2 separate regions of the Mus musculus genome follow, and region 2 is linked to region 1. Evidence: chromatin loops called from intact Hi-C (ENCODE). Cell type or tissue: left cerebral cortex. All regions are shown on one strand. Each heading gives the region's core, and the rest is flanking DNA. Links, peaks and the distances in the headings are about the cores only.

Region 1 (9,618 bases), core at 576-8,575:
TTTCAAGTAAAATGTTGAGTCAGTAGACTTTTTGGTGGTGTTAAGTATCATAAAATACAACAAAATGTAGAGATGAGCTTAGAAACAAACTGTTCAATACATAAACAAGGTTTATGAGAATGAGAGGAAACAAAATGTATGGAAGAACTACTTTTCAGGTACAAGCTAAAACAAACAAACAAAATCCCAGAAATTTGTAATAAAACCTCATTGCTTCTACTGTGGTTTAGAACGAGGAAAACTTACATACTACAGCTTTAAAGTCATCAACATGTGAATAACTTCCACGTTCATTATTTTTTTCACCCCAGTCCAGACTAAAATTAGCACATGCATACAAAATACAGCTAATTTGAAGTCTGACTGAATTTTCACCAATTTATTACACACATTAAAAAGTCAGAATCTGAACTTTGCTTTTTTTTTTTTTTTTTTTTTTTTTTTTTTTTTTTTTTCCTTTGTGACTCTCAGAGTATGGAAAAAGTCAGCTAACTTTCCTGTCCGGTCGGGTGAATTTGAATTTGAAGTTGGCTTTAGGCTGTGAGTATCTTAAGTCAAGGAGTGGACAGTGACAGACTTTCCAAGAATGACTCCCTGTTTTTAAAAGGCTCCTTTTTTATTATTTATTTATTTATTTGCATGTCATATGGAGAGAAGGAAGCACATAGGCTGTTTTATGTTGTATCTGTTAGCAAACAGTCTTTGGAAAGACCAAGTCCTGTGCTAGGCTCAAGGCCATCACATTGCTTTGCTCAAATGACCCATCTCCTGTTCTGGTCAGCCGCAGGAGAGTAGGACCTGAGGGTCAGATTTTGGGAAGCAGTGTTCCTGGGATGCAGTCAGGCCTTTGTTTACTCAACATTCTCTCCTTAGTGTCTATCTGGAGATATAGATCAAAAACACCCCAAGGCTGTTAAAACCAGGGTGGGCCCTCTCAGATTTCTTTTTCTGACTGGAGTGAGCTGAGAATCTGCATTTCTAACAGTGTTGCTCTAATGCAGATGGCTAGCAAGGAGCTGAGGCCCCAGGGGATAGAGTCCTGGGTTGGGGGCAGGCTGAAGGGCATCAGGCTCAAATGCTGAGGTAATCCTTTCTCCCAGGCAGCTCACCTTCAGCTTGTCAACGCACCCAAATTTCCTATGCAGCTGCTCTTTCCAAAATTAGGATGTGTTATTTGACTCGAATTCTACTTTGGTGACCCACACAGCACATTTCCAACATTTCCAAGCCCTAACAAACACTGCAGTCAGAAGCTGTCAGGGGACAGAAGGGCCTCTTCTGTTCCACGCAGCAGCCGCCTGTTGGCGCAGTAACCTGAGCAAAGGAACACTTGTGGCTTGAGAGCTGCAAAGGGAGGGGCTGGAGCAAAGAGCCACAGCCCAACTCCCTCTCTGCCCCCCGCCCCTGTCTAGCCCTAGATCTTTCTAGAAGCTGACAAACTGGCGCAGTCGCACAGTAGACTCTGCAATGCTGTAGTAAGAGTGCGCAGGCGCCAGGAAGCCCCCTCCTCGAGAGAAGGGAGCTGCTGCAGTGTGTTTCCATTGCGCATGTGCCAAGAAATCCCCCTCCCTCTTGAGCAGACCCCTGCACTGCGGTGGAAGGAGTGCGCATGTGCTAGCACCCCCTCCCTTCCTCCAAGTCTGTAAGCTGCTCTGAGCCCATCGCCTCCCTTCTTGTTTTTTTTTCAGGTGATTGACATTAGATAAGGCCCATAACGGGTGGTGAGAGCTTGTAAAATGGTGGCTGTGAGAGGCTGATTCCCTACAGAAATGTAATTGAAATGTTCTCAGTTACTGGGAAAGAACCCAGGTACCTGCCCCTGACCCCAGGATGACAGTTTAAAGCAAGGAAGTAAGCTAACTCTGGGTCAATTAGCCAAGGTCAGATTAGCTCAATTTTCTGAAATCAAGTTTTCAGATCCTTCAGTGACTTCAAGGCGCATTCAGCCTCACGGCCTTGAAATGGCATTTGCAATTGACCTCTGACTTTTCGCTTTCTTAAATCATGAGTTATCAGTATTATCAGTATTTAAACTTTGGACAAACGTACACGATTTAGGCTTTGAGCTTCCACAGAATTGTAATAACTCACTGGTATGGGAAATCAGGAAAGTCATAGAGAGCCTGGTGGAGAAGAAAAGACTTCATTTGTAACCAAGTCTGAAGGTAGAGGACAGGCAAGGAGAACAGCCGCCCTGCTTACTGAACTCTAGCCTTACATACAAATGCCTGCACAGTTTTTCCCTTGATAATTTTCCCCTCTGCTCGGGCTAATAACCACATTTTCCCAGTAGACTCAAGTTTAAACATTCTGGTTTCAATCTGGCTGTGATCCAAGCCACACCTTCAGTATCCTGCCCCAGAGTCCTGCTAAACAAGGCTTCTCTGAACAGCACGGATCTGGGAGTACAGCAAAGCACTTGTTTCTCACCTTATTTTAATACTTACTGAGGCTCAACACTGTTACTGGAACATTACATAGAGCTACTATAGATTTTTCTTTCACACCTCTGTCGGGAACTCACATAACCCCACAGCTCCGTCAAAGTAAAAAAGGCACCAAGTAAGAACCCGGCCCATAGGTGAAACCTGACCTGAATCCATCACACCCACTTCGAGCATCTGAAATAACCCCTTAACACGATTTCCTGCCTATACCCCAGTGTCTCCCCACACCCATACAATCCTCACAGCAGAATGAGTCACACTGAAGTCAATCCCCTTTCAAAACGCTACCCCGAGTGGAAGCCCGAAAAATCATACTTTACACTGTGTGCATCACCCTCTGACTCGAGCTGCTTCGCAGCCACAGAGACCCTGTTCTCAGTTACCGAATACTCGGGAGTGTTTTGTCTGCTGCCTAGGAAGATCCATCTTCCACTTATATTGATTGACTCAGCTCTTGTAAATTTTTTATCAAAATTCAAGTCAAACATGTCTTATCCAGATTCCCTTGATTATCCTTGAAGCCTCTGACATCTGGCGCACTCAACCTTGCCTCTGTGTGCTTTGATTTTTTTGGTCTGCTTTATGTATCGCTTTTTATTCACTGTATTAATAAACATAACATGCAAATCTGGTGAGAGCCTGATTAAAATCTACAAGGAAGCAGGTACCTTTATTTTACACACCAACATGCCCCAAGCTTGTAAAACAGGATCATATAATCATCAGAGTTTTAAGAGATTTTTGTTAGGTAAATAGATAAGTAAATAAATAAATAGCAGGATCTTAAAATGAAATGACAGGTTAGGAACTATGAATAGTGTTAGGAAGAATGAAAGGCAAATAACAAAACAAAACAAAACAAAAAGAAAAGGCGAAAAGCAAAACAATTAGTCTCTGAAACAGACTTCTGAAGTGCTTTATTGGCAGACAGCAAGGTGATCACAATGAATCGCTCCATTTGCTTTTGCTTTCTTTGCTCTCCATCACAAAGCTCCCGGGCCCTCACTTCCTTGGAACGCAACGTGGATACACATGGCCATGAAACTTACTTTCCCTGGAAGTGCTTAATTTCACAATCGGCGGCCTCATCATTAATATCTTGGTCTCCATGTGTCTGAATCACACAGGCAAGTCCTCAAATGTTCACCCCTTGCCAGCAACAGAGAGGGTTTCGAGGGATTAGTTGTCCAGATAAAGGAACGAGACTGAGAGGCCTCCGAGTTTCCTTTTTTGAAATCAGAGCAAGTCTATAATAAAGCCATTGTTTTTTGTGATCTCATAGAAACCTCTAAAAGTAAAGACTTTTACAATACATTGCAAAATGTAAAATATCCTATTTTGCTTCTGCACCAGTCTATTTTTTTCCAAAAAGAACTAAAAATTTTGTGATTGTCAGCATCATTTGCAATAGCAGAAACATTAGAAATGTTCTAGTTCTCTATGAATATATGAATGACTACAATACATAGTGCCTATGATCTTAGGTATCACAGACTTTATAACACATACTGTGATTAATAAAGTGGTCTGTGAGATTTTACAAATTGAGAACAATTTTAAATCACAATGTAAAATCAATCTGTGAATTTCCATAGACACATAGGATTGTGTATTTAGAGTCATCATCAGTTCCTTTTGAGAGTCAATTTGAAATAAAGATTTCATCTGGTTAAGCTAGGGGTCACAAAGTATTGGATATTTCACACAGTGGTATATTATTTAAATATTTGTAGTTGGTATGATTTTTTTTAAATACTCTGCTTCACATATCGTCCCCTCGTCTGTTTCCGATGTGCGGGGGCTGTTTTTATCAGCAGCTGCCTATATTGCAGGCACTTTACTCCATCTAGAGACTTCCTGTTCTGGTTGCTAGATGGCACTGTAACATGATTAGAGAAGGCTCCCAACCACCATAAAGGAAATGGGAAGAAAAATCTCTTTGAAACAGCCAACTTGGATTTGCCAGGGGTTCATTCCTCCTCAAGGAAGTGAGGATTTGTTCCTTTGGTTACAAGCAGATGTTTGAGAATTTGGGTGGAGGGGAAAGCAGGAACTCTTGGGAGGCTGAAAACACAGCTGTATTAGAGCGAGTGTCTCGGGACCCTGAAAGCACAATCCGTTATCTGCAATCATTCATACTCCAGATCTCGCACATTCTTAAGAAATGGTCTAAATGGACAGTAGAGCCAAAAACTAGACCTTTCTCTGGGACCTACTATTTTGCAATCTACAGAAATAATATATAAAAGGTCTTGGAAAAGGTTGCTGCATCGGATTTGGGCAAGTGGCTGACATTTGGCATGGGAGAGAGCAGGCGTCATAGCACTGAAAACATTTCCGACGACAAGAGGAATCAATTAGAAAAGTATCCCGTCAAATTTTAATTATCTCCAATTTTACTCTTTTACACAGGGGTCAGAAGATCTGCCACAAGTGAATTGGTGGAGCCAACTGGGGAAACATTAAAAAAAAAAAAACACCTTATTTAGAGAATTTTCATCCCATAAATATAAATGATCACTTTTTAAAAAGCCATTGTGGAGTTAGAGGCAAAAACCTGTAATCCCAGCGTTCATGGGGTTGAAGAAAAAAATTTAAAAGGAGGGATAGGGAGGAACAAGATCTGTATTTAATCTATGTATACATGGAGATTTATCCAAACAAATTCAAATAATTCCCAATTGCATATGGTTGAGATATTAAAAATCATTTCACAACATTTGGTTAACTTCCATTGGGAGAAACTGTAGCTAAAATGCTATCTCATATCATTAAAAAATAAATAAGGCTAGTGATCTGGAACTAGAAAAGGTAGCTTAAAAGAAGTGAAAAAGATAACATATAGGCTTATTGGAAACCTTTGCAAATTTTGTAACTGTATTATAGAAGGAATGTCTATAAATCACTGGAAGAAAAGGCTGCTGAGGTGATGGGGAACTAGGCAAATTATATGAAAAATCAAATCATGGCAACACAAGATCTAAATGTGTGTATTTATGATTTGTATTTCCATGCTCCTAGTCTACAACAGCTTAGTCCCATGGGCATTGCTGCCCTACGGCACTGATAGGCTCTTGCCAGAGGCTAAAGTTCTGGAAACAATTAATGTTAATGGGGAATAAGAAAATCATTTTATTTTCCAAGCATGTAATTATTGGTGTGATCATGAATACATTTTATGTCTTAAAATTACATTAGAAAGCCCCACAGGGAGATTAAAGCAGCCTGAATGGGGGGGGGGTGCTTTGTTACCTTTATCTGCAGGGAGTTGGAAGCAATCACAAATATTTAAGAACATTTGTGTGTTGCATATTTTGAAACAAATAAACTGTTACAGAATTTTCAGAGCGTATGCTCATCTCTATGTGCACTCATACATAACAATGAAGATAAAGGTCCTTAATATTCTGCTTAGTACAAAATAGCTTTTCTGTTGAATATTACCAAATATCACCTCAATGGCTAATAAATAAATATGACTTTAAGGATCATGTATAGTTAACATGATCATCACAAGCCGCTGTCCTGTATAAACACACACACACACACACACACACACACACACACACACACACACACACACAATGCCTAGCATAGGTTTCCAGCTGGACCTATCCATCCATGAAACCCACTCTGGGCTTCTGGCCAAAGAAGGAATAGATTCTAGAATGGTGGTATGTTTTTAGAGTCCCCAAATAAGTCCAGGTTAGCATATGTTCCCTTAGGATCAGGGAAGAGTAAGAAATTGAAGTCAAGAATGTTTCTTTGTGGTTTTTCAGAGAGGGAGGGCATAAAGAGAGGGAGAGGAGAAAAGAGAGAGACAGAAAGAGATTTATATGTCTGTTTCCGTGGGGTTGTATGTTTATGTGTGTGTGATTGTGTATATGTGTATGAGTATGTCAGTTTGTATCTATGAATGTGTGTGTAGTTATGTGTGCATCTATGTGAGTATGTCTGCATTTGTCTGCATATGTGTGTCTTCATGAATACTAGTGTGAGGGTTCCTATGTATATGTGTGTCTTTCTCTGTGTATCAGTCTTTCTCTGTGTCTCTGTATGCAAAATTATGTGTATGCATTTGTGTTTGGATCTGTGGGTATATATGTTCATGTGTGTGTTTGTGTGTGTATGTGTGTGTGTATTTTCTGTGTGTGTGTGTTTTCTGTGTCTGTGTGTGTGCATCTGTGTGTATATACCTGTGTCTTTGGTGTGTGTGTGTGTGTGTGTGTGTGTGTGTGCGTGTGCCTGTTTATAAGATTCTGTCTGTATATCCATGTGTGCATGTGTGAGTCTCAGAATGTGTCTGTGTGTGTCTGTGTTTTCTTGACTGTGTCTCTCTGTGTCTCTATGAGTGTTTGTGAACGTTTGTTCTTTGAATATTTCTGTGTATAAGTATATTTCTATGGGAGTATGTGTATGTAAGTAAATCTTTGTGTCTGTGTGAATGTTTTTGAAGTGTTTGTGCATGCTTCTCTATATGTTTATTTGCGCGGGTACTCGCGCGCACCTGTGTGTGTGTGTGTGTGTGTGTGTGTGTGTGTGTGTGTGTGTATTCTTCCAGGAAAATTCACTTTATCTTCAGAAGAAACCCATGTATAAATAAGGGCAGAAGATAGATCTCTCTTTAGTATTTCACCCATTATCATCTTCTTGCTAGAAGTTTTGTTTTCTTGCTTTTCTGTTTTTTTTTATCTTATTTTATGTTAAATGATGTCAGGATTCCTTATAAACATATCATGTCAATCTTTAGCTTCTTTTCAGCTTCTCATTGCCATCATTGCCAACTTTCATCTACTGAAGTATACCTCTATGCCTACATCAAGAGTCCTCTGGGTCTAATTGAAAACTTCACTAGATTATCTCAGGGCAGGTTCCCATAGGCATACTGAGGCTCATTAGCAGGATCATACTTATGTCTTATATGTGAAAATCAAGAAATTAATTTGCTACTCTCTGTGAACACAGGGGTGAGCAGGAAGCTGGCTACTCAAAACAGAAGACATTTTGTGCCCACCCTACCAGATTGATCAAGGATACAGAAGATTTGTCTACACTATTCTTAGGCAGCTGGGCAGGCTCCACCAGAGTAACCCACTCTCAGCATGGTGTGGTGCTGTTGGAGGGGTGGAAGTCCAAGGGACTAGTGTACTACTTCCTCTATTCTCCTTGACAAATTTTCTTTAAGGAAGCTTGCTGTGATCACTCCTGAAAGAGCTGAGAATGTGCAGAAAACTGGCTCAGAATACCAGGTTTCTTTAGACAGATGCAATAGAGCATCCTAGGTTATATTGGCTTTAGTTTGACAACCGCCCACAGTTGCCCCCATCCCCTAACCCCAAATCCTAATCCTGGCCAACTGGGACCACAGAAGAATTACCAGGTGCAAATATCAGATTTTCTGTTAAATTGCTATGCTCATTCAGTGTTCCAGAATCCTGTCATCTGCCTTAAAATCCTCTTACAAAAAGGCAGCTGACTAGTTTCTATGATTAAAAGGGTATGAGGTAATTCCTTTCCTCTCTGGTCCCATAACCCTTTTGTATTTACTTGGTTAGTATTTTCTCTGGTTACATTGGGAATTTTCTCTACATTAAAACAATTCTACAGCAGGATTGTGGGGTGATTTGAGTAGGCTAGACAAAATGACAGCAACAAGTAATTATGAGTGCTTGAAAAGGCTGCAAATTTGTGTGCATGATTTTGATGGAGCTTAAACTAGTCTTTTTTTCACAGAACGATGAGGAACAAATTAAAAAAACAAAGGAATAACAATAATGAGAAACAAATTAATCATTTTTAGTACACACACACACACACTGGGAGAGAGAAGAGAGATAGAGCAAGAGAGAGAGACAGTAAGAGAGAGCGAGGGAGAGAGAGAGAGACAGAGAGACAGAGGTGTTGTGCTCATGGACAAATACACACCAATTGCCTTTTAGTGTCTTAGCCCCAAATCAAGAGGTGAGTCCATGCAATTAAGACCCACACTGCTGCATTGTTGTTACCATGAGTCTAATCCAAGTCTCCAATGTTGACTTTAAACCTTTCCTTCTGTTATTAGGTCTGGACAGAATTTTTGTTCAGATTGGCACAGTCTAAAAACGTTCTAATCTCTGCCCACTAATTTCATGTGGTCCATATATTAAGCCTATTAAGCCTTTTAGAGATTCCAGAAATATTCAGCTTCTAGATAACAAAGTCTCTGAAATAAACTTGGAGCTGATGACAGCAAAATTGACATCTACATTCTCAAAACCGTTCAAATTGAGTCTGTTTTATTCTGATAACTGCCTGAAGGCAGACTTTAAGCTTTTAGTTATTAATGGTCAAATCGTTCTCCTAGTTGTATCAAATACCAGATCCTCAGTTGAAGTTTTCTGTGTTTCTGTTCCTTGTCTTTGCTTCAGGGCATGCTTTCACACTTTTCCTGTTTCCTCATATGCCTAGACACTGTGGACTTCATAATATAAACATTCTTGATTGTTCCATGTTCTTCTGATGGATACATGTATACTGTTTCTGTCAATTAACCACAGGGCTACATTCCGAGAAATGTATCCCATGAACATCATGGTTTTCACTTAAAAAAAACATCATTATAAGATACATAAATAAACAGTTAAGTTGGCTGAACAAACTGCTCACAGCTTCTTCTCCAGATGGTGGAAAGTCAGGCTCTGTTCAGGTTACCAATAAGAAGCCCAATCTACCCACTATTCATTGTTTCAAGACCATTTAGTGTTGGACAGGATAAATCTACAGAATCTAGTATCTCTTGTACAACTCTTATTTCTGAAGTTCTGACATATATACATGATTTAACTGTCACAAATATCATCTTTGGGTATTATTATCCCATAAAGATGCAGGTTTTCCTATTGTATTTTCAGATACCCTTCATGGAACAGAGTTAGAACTTAACTGATGACAATATCCTGAAACGATGAAAAAAAAAAAAAAAAAAAAAAAAAAAAAAAAAAAAAAAAAAAAACCTCAAAGTATAGAGTAGACTCATCCCCATCCCAGACTATATGCTTTTTGTGTCTCTTCAATAATTTCAAAACTGTGCCTTTGTATTTAGATTTTCAGTCAAGTTTCTGTTTCCTCTATCATTTAAAATGCATTTAAAGCGTTTTGAAGTTAAGCTCATTCTGTTTGATATTAACAATGT
Region 2 (9,618 bases), core at 943-8,942, 72 kb after region 1:
CTATCTAATTTAATGGCAACTGCATAAAGGAATGATTACAAGTCTGTGCTGATGGGATTAAAATGTACAAAGGGGTAATTTGTCTGACAATAACAAGACAAATTAGAGGGAGGCAATACAGCTATAAAGGGGCATGATTCTTGTATACTATTCAATTAAGTTGCTTTTAATTTTCTCTAGATTGTTATAAATTAAGCTGCTAATTATAATGTTTAAAGGCTCCACTAAGAAAATTAAAAAAAAATACCATCAAAGAAAAAGCAAGAAAAATAAAATTGTACAGCAGCAAATATTTATTTCACAAGAAATTTTATACTTACAGAAGGAATTGATAGTATAAGATACAAGGAAACTAGTTACTTAGCAGGTGCGAATGCTATATCATAAGTTACTTAACTAAATGGAAGTAAATCCCAAAGAAAAGTAAGGAGGAAATATTAGAATAACAATTATATGCTCTATACATGAGATATAAATATGTCAGTTGGAGAAAACAGTTTACATAAAGGAATCAGAAAAACATAACCTATGCCAATATTGAAAATATTAACCTTTAAGATAAAAATTACTATTGAAGAAAAAGATGGATAGTATACAATAGCAAATTTCCCATTTATCACAAACACAAAATAGTTGCAAATTCATCTAACAATAGATGTCCAAATAGGTGAAGCAATACAGAATTCAAGGGAGAATAAGCAATTCAAACATAATTGTTGAATTTTTCAATAACCTACTTTCAATAATGGATAGAACAACTGCACAGAGAATTAGCATGGAAATAGAGCACTCCTACAGCACAACACACCAATTACACATAATAGACAAATGCGAAGCGCTCTACTCAGAAGCAGCAGAGCACACATTCTGCCCACGATGAACACAAAAACACTGTCCAGGGGCACCATATGTCAGGGCAAAATGAGTTTCAATCAATTCAAAAGGATTTTAATCATACACAGTATTATCCTACAAACAAAATGCCATAAAATTAGAAATCAAGGAAACAAAAAAAGCAGGCAAAGGGGAATCACAAATACAGAATGAATTAAATGACACAGTCTTAATTGATGTAAAATAAGAAAGCAAAATGAGAATTAGAAAATGCTCTGTGATGAATGAAAATGAAAGCACACAATGCCAAAATTTAAGTAATGCTAAAAACAAGTTTTTCCTAGGTATACTACATTTACATCGATCCTACATATGTTTATTTACTTAGAAAATTAGGATACCAAATAAATGACTCTATCTTGCATTTCAGAAAGCAAAAGTAACAATAGCTAACTAATGACAAAATGTGCAAAAAATTAAAAATTAGAAAAGAAATAAAAAATATAAATTCTCTATTTAGCCACCTAACCAGAGTGTGATATTTCATAACGGTGAACCATTAGTTGTACTAAAACAATATAAGAATGAAAATAAGCACTGAGTCTTAAAGAATAAATATATATAAAGCATATACAGACATGACATGAACAAGTTACAAAACCTAGTTAAACAGAAAATCTTTGTAGTAAGACATAAGCTCTGAAACTTGTTAAAAATTAGAAAACTAGAACAAATTAACAGCAAGCAATAATTTTGATAACTAATTTAAAAAATATTAAAAGCTAATAACCAAAGACATCTTCAAGGAGAAAAATACAAATGTTTAAAATTACCAGAAATCTTTCACAATTTTTTTCAATGAATGGAAAATGAAACTGTCTTTAAAATAATCAGTTTTGCCTAGGAAGAACTGAGCAAATATAAAACAAAATGAAAACCATAAACAACAGATACACATTGGAAGTGTAGATTCAGAAATCCTTAACAAAATACTATAAAACCAAAATACACCAAACCTGCGTGTGTATATGATGACTGTGCAACATAATTAAATAGCAACAACAAAGGGGAAAAGACGTCTGAATAGCGGCACTATTCACCATAATCTAAAGAGAAAAAGCACCTAGGTGAATGAGAGGAACAAAAAATCCTTTCCAAAGTTACACTGGATGGATACAAGGGTGTGCAACACATTAAACACTAAAGGTTGCATATTTTATACTTTGATTATGATCCTGAGAAATATACAACATTGGTGTGAAAACTTAGAATGACATGTGTCTCTGGGATAATGAAAAGTCTGTGCATAAGACATTTGGAATGATTGCAAACTTTGTGAATATACTAAACCTCACTGAACTTATAATTTAATTGATATTTCATAGAATTTGAGTACTTATATCTCAATTAAAATTAGTATCTAAGAGTCACGTAGATGTAGACATTGATTAACAATACAAAAGAAATATTAAAAAATATACTCATCACAGGGGCAAAACAAATAAATGGAGAGATTTGTCATTTCAACAAGTAGCATGAGAGTGATGAATATCAACAGATCAGTATGGATCATTAACTTAACTCTCACTCTGTCCAGATGTTGCTCCAAATGCACCACATATGTAAATGGAAAATGAATAAACAAAATTTTGTAGGAATAGGCTATTTTCAGGATATTCAAATAGAAAAATAGTTCTCAAACCAAGAAGTAAATTATGCAAAAAAAGAATTTGATAAGCTAGAAGTCAACAAAAATATTGTTATTGTACATTTTTTTTTGCTCAGAAATTATGAAAGTGTAAGCACCAACTACAAACTGGGTAAAAATATTTCTAAACCATGTATTTAATGTAGAAGTAAAATTTTAAAATATAAAGAAATAACAAGACATATGTCAAAGAGATAAGAGAAGTAAATTATCATGCCACTGAAAAGAACTACAAACAGTAAGTAAATACATGTGAGATGATCAAAATTATGTGAGAGTAAAAATAAGCAGGTTAAAATTATGATGTACTATATGTACAGCAGAAGGAAGAAAGGCAAGGAAGAGAAAAAGGAGGCCTGGATCTTGAGTGTGTTAATGCTCACACTCACTCTTGTGCCTGTACTCTGGGTTTAGAAGATGAAATGAGTTGAAAGAGTGCAAAAGAATACTCTGTGTCCTGTCTTAAGTTTATTGTTTGGAGGCACAACCTTGTTATGTATAGCAGAATGCACAAGAGCTTTTTGGTAGACCAAGCTGCATTCACATTTGCTGCAACCCTTCATCTAATTGCTGAGTGTGAGGATAATAGGTGTAGATACCCATAACCAGCTTTCTGCACCACTTCTCATATTATTCTGTAAATATATGATTATCTCATAAGTATACCAAAATTTTGTATTCTAATATGCTAACAATGAAAAATCAAAATAAAAAATAAATTCAAAGGATTTAATAACATCTCAAAATACAATATAAAGATAAAAGAATGTTATAAACAAGACCACATAAAAAACAATGATAATAATTCTTTCATTGTTGGTCAAAAAAAGCATCCATATTGACAATCTGTTTAGGCCCCTCGTAGCAGTCCACTTCTGGCTAATACAGGAAGGAACAGTGCTTTGTAGAACCTATTTCCCTGAAGCCTATTTCCTCTAATTTATTCTCTTATACCTAATGCATTTCTAGGGCCTTGTTCATCCAACACTGCAATTTTCTCTCAACAGAATCCCGTTCTAAGGGCCATAGAGTACATTCAAGGGCATAAATCCCCACACTTATTTGGAAACAACATGCCCACATTCATTTACTTTCTAAAAATCACTGTACCCCAGAGGATAATGTTCTGTCCTTTCATTCAATATGGATTTTAAATGTCTTTCTCTGAAACATAAATGATAGAGATAAACAGATAAATAAAATGCACCGTGTGTCCTCTAGGCATCCACTCTATTGAGGATGGTCTAATTCGCTTAGAAGACCTCCAATTACAAAAGGCATGTCTCAGTAAACTTATGTGAAACTTAAAGGATCCCAATAGCCTGTCTCCTTTTCAACAATTTCCAATCTAACCATCGCCTGAGGACTGATTTTCTTCGATCCTTTCCCATCCCCTCCAATTGCTCTATGTCTTGATCAAATTAATTTCAATGACATACACATAATACAACAAAGAGGAGGTACAAGAAAGAGAAAATAGAACCTAGAGGTGGTACACATTGCTGCTGTAGGGTGTGCGTGGCTCTATACCTCCACTTCTTCAGGGAACCTCAGAGTGATTAGATTAGTCCAGGGGTATTACTCCACTTGTCTTGAAGACACAAAGACTTCGTTCCTTGGTGGGCCCCTCACTCTGTGCAGATTGGAGGGAGTGGCTTCACTGCAAAGAATCTTGGAACTTGTGAATATATGTTATTGTTTTTACTTTTTTTATTTCCTAATTGATGGAATCAAAGATGTTAGGGAAGCTTTTATAGTAAAAAAATAACAAACAAATCTGAGGATATCACATAATATTAAAACCAATAAAGGAACAAAAGAAAATAACAAAACATCAAAACAAAAGAAAGCATTTGGAGAAATACCGCAGGTGCTTTTACACTGCTAAGGCAGAGCTCCTGCTCATTGTAAAACAAACAAACAAAAAACAAAACAAACACAAGCAAATCGATATGTGTGACCTGGGGATGTGAATAGCTACAGTAGAATGTCCTTCCCACACACACATTTACACACAGTGAAAAGCTTTTGTAATCTGAGCTTGGCTAATCATTAAACTAAAGCAAAGGTTATAATTTATCACTGTAAAATTAAGAAATTTTTTCATTCCTTAAATGGAAAGCTAGGCTAAGTGAAAAAACACAGTTCTTATGTCTTTGGAAACTGATGCAATATACACAAGGGCCCATCAAGATTGAGCCACTACATTTGGAAATAAACTGGCATTATGATCAACTGCTGCAAAACATTACCAACCCTTGCCACATGGACATTACTCCTGCATACTTTTTTTTAAATGATGAAATTATTCAAAATTGAGGAAAATATCATTATACACGCTGACCTCTAAAATAACGTAATTTAAACAACCTTGGGAAATTGGAGGCAACCTTCATTTCAAACACAGTATGCAATAATTAATTGAATGATGGTCTTTTTTCCCTGATAGACCCTCATGTTGCTGAAAAAAAATAATTGCCAAGCCTTCTTAGCAGCCTGGAAAGTGCTTGTAAAATTACTGTTAGGTGAAAATCAGAATATAAATTATATGTAGCTATCATTTCAACTACTCAGAAATGTGTATTCATATGCAAAAAAATCTGGCCAGGCACACAAACAATATTATACCACATTATATGTATGGCACTGAAATTCATTTGATCGAGAAGATAGAAGAATAGGAGGGGATGGGAGGGGAGGAGAGGGGAGGAAATCAGTCCTTAGGCGATGAGTAGAGTGGAAACTGTTGCCAGGGAGACGGGTTACCAGGCTCCTGAAATTGCGTAAATGAGAGGTGATGAAATTCCTAACCAAGGCAGAGGCTGTGAGGATAAAGGGAAAAGAAAATTGAGGTTATTATATATTTTAAAGAAAAAATCATTATCAGAAAAATGTAGGTTTTTTTTCATGGAAAAGTAATAACAAAAACACTGAAAGGAAACATCCGTTGGGTTTTCTATTATCATCATTTGGAATAATAATATTACACGTTGCTTGTAAATAATTTGAAAAGATAATGGTGGGCACTGTTAGTTAATTGCTTAATCAGTGCCAGGCATATCATCTTGTCATGATTCTATGCAGCACATGTGCTTGTTTTAATCAGTATTCTCAATTTAAAGAGGTGACTGAGGTTAAGTATCTCATTCCACATTATCTAAAAGATAAAAAAGCAGGAAATACAGAATTTCTGATAGAGAAAGAGAGTATATTTTGTAAAGAAAATGTCCAATTCCTGGATCAGAGTGATAAGATACACAGACCTCGGCCAAACTGAAAGCCTCTGTACATTTCTCAGCATTCACTTTTGGACTGTCTTCCTTCATTTTTTTAAATTTTATTTCCTTCCTTTGTCTTTCTGGTAAATATATTTCAAAAATACTTAATATAATTCACATAGGGTTTTTTCTTTATATTTCTGGAGGAGCAGAAATTTCAGCATTTGTCCCACTGCAGCATTCAAATAGTTAATAAGCCTTCATTCAGGCTTGTGGGCCTTTCAATTCAAGAAGAAAAAAGAAGCCAGCATCTCCCTTTGAGAGTCTGTTAGGCATGGACAGCTGGAATTGAAAAGTTAGAGGAAATTGTGTTAAGTCCAAAGGAACACCCACAGGTCATTTCAGATCATTTGTCCACAGAGAGTTAAAAATCGTGTCTTTGAAACTCTGCTGTCTCTCCTTAGGTAAATATTGGCAGAACTGAGAAGGACAGTCAGTGGATTATACTGTATATATATAATAAGTACAAGACAAAGGATCCCTGCTTCAATGATTAAGTGATATAGAGAAGTCAGGAGGGGGGGGGGATGGACACAAATAGGCTCTATATCACACAAAAGTAGACATTGCAGAAATGAAAATTCTCCAAACAGCAATATTGTCAGCTCACAACCATGGAATGATAACAGTGTTTTGTTTTTCATAGTTCCCAAGTTGCATAATAAGACATACACTATATGAAATTAATTAAAACCAGTGGATTTAGTTGCTCTGTTTCATGGGCTTTCATTAGAAACCATTGTGTAGTACCATTTTGATCTCCACTTACACTGCGTACCTCAAGATTCACTAAGTCTAGTCCTTTTCCTAGATAATGATCCATATGTCAGAAACATTGTTCAAGGTGTGTGTAACTTGTTTAAATCTATGGCTTTTCTGAAATGATAGTGTAGAAAGGGTCAACTACACATAAAACTGTAAGACCAATCATAAACCTGTCAGATTCTATTGATACATGCCTTTTTCTCTGCAGAAATAGCAATAAGATTAACAGGTAACAATTTTTAAAATGAAATATTTGCCTCAAATGTGGTCAATAAATACTTATTCTTTTTATACTAGCAATAAAAAAGACATGTATAAGACAGTTGTATGCCTTTTTAAAGTAATTTGAAGAAGCAAATTAGGTCAGTGAGACATTGTTCATTTCAAAATGAACAACTTTATGGGTTCTTGAATGCATGTATACATAAAGGATTAGTTTTTAGTAGACAGAATGTGAGCAATGAGAAATTCATATTGATGAGTTGACCACCAAAATATCTATGAAGGCAAACTGACAATGTACAGTTATATTAGTTAACAGAACAATTCTACATATATATGTAGAATACATATTTGACCACATCTATATACATATATACAGTGTGTGGCAATTTATACAAGCAAATTTCAGAAAAACCCTTGAATAGAAATTCATAAAACAATTATTTCAAAAATCTATGCCTCATTTATATGATAGAGTAGCAAATATTCCTAAGAGGGGAGAAGAAACTGAAATGAAAATGACTTCAATTTGAAGTGAGGTAAAAACCATGTTTAAATGCACTGCCATTATATTCCCTCCAAGTGTGCACATGTACAACATTGCTATAAAGTAAATAAACCCAAGCATTGCTTCTATGAAAAGAGATCCTAGCAGCAATGTAAAAGAGGCTGGAAATGGCTGAAAGTGAGCCTGTAACTCCAGCTGAGCAGAGTGACATAGGAAAATTGCAGAGGGTTTCTGACTTCCAGCCTAGTGCCAGGTTCTGCAAGGGACACCGTCTCAAAAAAAAAAAAAAAAAAAAAAAAACAGGTTTGAGAGTCACAGATAGATACCCAGAATCCTCCTTTGGCCTTCTGATAGGCACTCATGCTCACATGTATGTACACAAAATCTACAGACATATGCTATCCAGACATATACATATATTAAATAAAAATTGATGATGGTTGTGGTAATGATGATACAGAGGAATTTATTGGAAATTCTTCATTATAAATTTTATGCTACCTTAGCCTCAGTAATCGTGTCAGGCCTTGGGGACTCCCCTTGAGCTGGATCCCACTTTGGGCATGTCGCTGGACGATCTTTTCCTCGGTCTCCTCTCCATTTCCATCACTGAAGTTCTTTCAGACAGAAACAATTATGGGTCAGAGTTTTGACTGTGGGATAGCAAGCCTCACTTGCTGGTCTGTCTTTCTGTTGGATTATGCTCTGACAGTATTACTGAGTGCCCCCCAAAAGGGACCTATCATGATGACCTTCTGAAAGACCCAACAAGTGTCCAACCAATATACAGAAGCTGCTGACCCCTTTAGTTGAATTAGGGAAAAGCTGGTAGAAGCTAAGGAGGAGGGTGACCCTGTAGGAACACCAGCAGTTTCAGTTAACCTGGACTCCTGAAATCTCTCAGACACTGGACCACCAACCATGTAGCATATACCTGCTGATATGAGGCTCCCAACACATACACAGCAGAGGACTGCCAGGTCTTAGTTCAGTCAGAGAAGATGCACTTAACCTTCAAGAGACTGGAGGCCCCAGGAAGTTTAGAGGTCTGGTAAGCGGGAGGGAATAGGAGGATATCCTTGTTGAGATAGGGGAGGAGGAAGGAGGTATGGGGTGTGGAACAGTTGGAGGGTAGATGGGAGGGGAATAAAATCTGGAGTGTAAAATATAAATAAATAAAAAATTAAATTTTTAAATAAGGAAAGTTCTAAACCTAGATATGCTGCCTTAATGGATTTAAATAGAAATTAGTGGTTTAGTCCTGCAAAAATATCATTAAATTAAAAAAAAAAGAAAGAATTGCTTTTACAGATAGACAAACACAGAGATGAATTAAAATATAAATATGAACAGTATAAAGTTTGATATTTTTAATAGTGAAAGGCTCAGAGTTACATCATGATATCCCACATCAACATGTATAGCTGAAAAACACAAGTATTATGAACACAATGAGTTAACATGCCTTTCACATCACTGCCTATACTTTAGGCATGTATACTAGTCCAATTTCCATTACTGTGAATGAATCTCTGATACAGCAATGTAAGTGAGGAAATATTATGCTAAGAGCTCCTGGGAGTTGTGGCCATGATGTCAAAGAGGTAGCAAACAGCTTACCTTATGGTAAACAGGAGGCAGAAATAGAGTAGCTGCACTGTGCTTTCTCCCTTTTTCTCCTTTATATCATCTGAACCCTCACCATATGGGCTGGAATATTGCCCATTTGAAACAAGCCTTCCTATTTAGTCATCTCTGGAAATTCCCTCACAGCCATATCCTGAAATATACTCAGTTCAATCGAGTTGGTAGTAAAGATCAATGATCATAACAAGCACTGGAAGTATACCAAAAATGTCATATTTCTTTTACAGTGGGCTAACTTATTTGTAAGTCATAAGTCTGATAAGGGTCAAGTAAGTGAAATGGATTGTAAAGTTCTTTGGTGGGCTGCTAAAAAAGAGACCATAAATCAGATAATGAATAAACAACAGAAATTTACTTCTGCTATTTCTGAAGATTCGGAATCCAAAACTAGGGCATCCTTGGATCTAATATTTGATTTTAAAAGTACTACTTTCAGCTGTTCCTCATTCTGTAAACAGGAAGCAGGACAGAAATCCCTCTGTAACGAGGTCATTAATACTAGTCAAGAAGTTTTTCACAGAGGTCCTAATGATGTACCATTAGCCCCTCCTGATCTATCATTTTAGAGGTTAGAATTCCTTTCTTCTTCTCCTTCTCCTTCTCCTTCTCCTTCTCCTTCTCCTTCTCCTTCTCCTTCTCCTTCTCCTTCTCCTCCT

What was found. A loop is a pair of places that touch in the nucleus more often than their neighbours do. Peaks named below come from ENCODE experiments on the same cell type or tissue, not always from the same donor. Only the 100,000 strongest peaks of a DNase experiment are listed, where the experiment ranks them.
Region 2: a loop joins it to region 1, with 2.6 times the contacts of the local background. A loop is called at or near these places in 2 of 42 quality-filtered maps.

What each region holds. Positions count from the first base shown.
Region 1 is chr7:62,229,881-62,239,498 of GRCm38, forward strand. No RefSeq gene overlaps it. Among named protein-coding and RNA genes, the nearest start is that of Gm42395, 75 kb to the right of the region's middle. In left cerebral cortex, for the core only: a CTCF peak has its summit at 4,317; DNase peaks (open chromatin) are centred at 1,425, 1,534 and 4,335.
Region 2 is chr7:62,301,818-62,311,435 of GRCm38, forward strand. Gm42395 (a long non-coding RNA gene) reads right to left here and starts at 8,102. Exons shown (of 2, transcript XR_882150.1): 1 at 7,817-8,102. In left cerebral cortex, for the core only: no CTCF peak of the experiment used is centred there; a DNase peak (open chromatin) is centred at 5,220.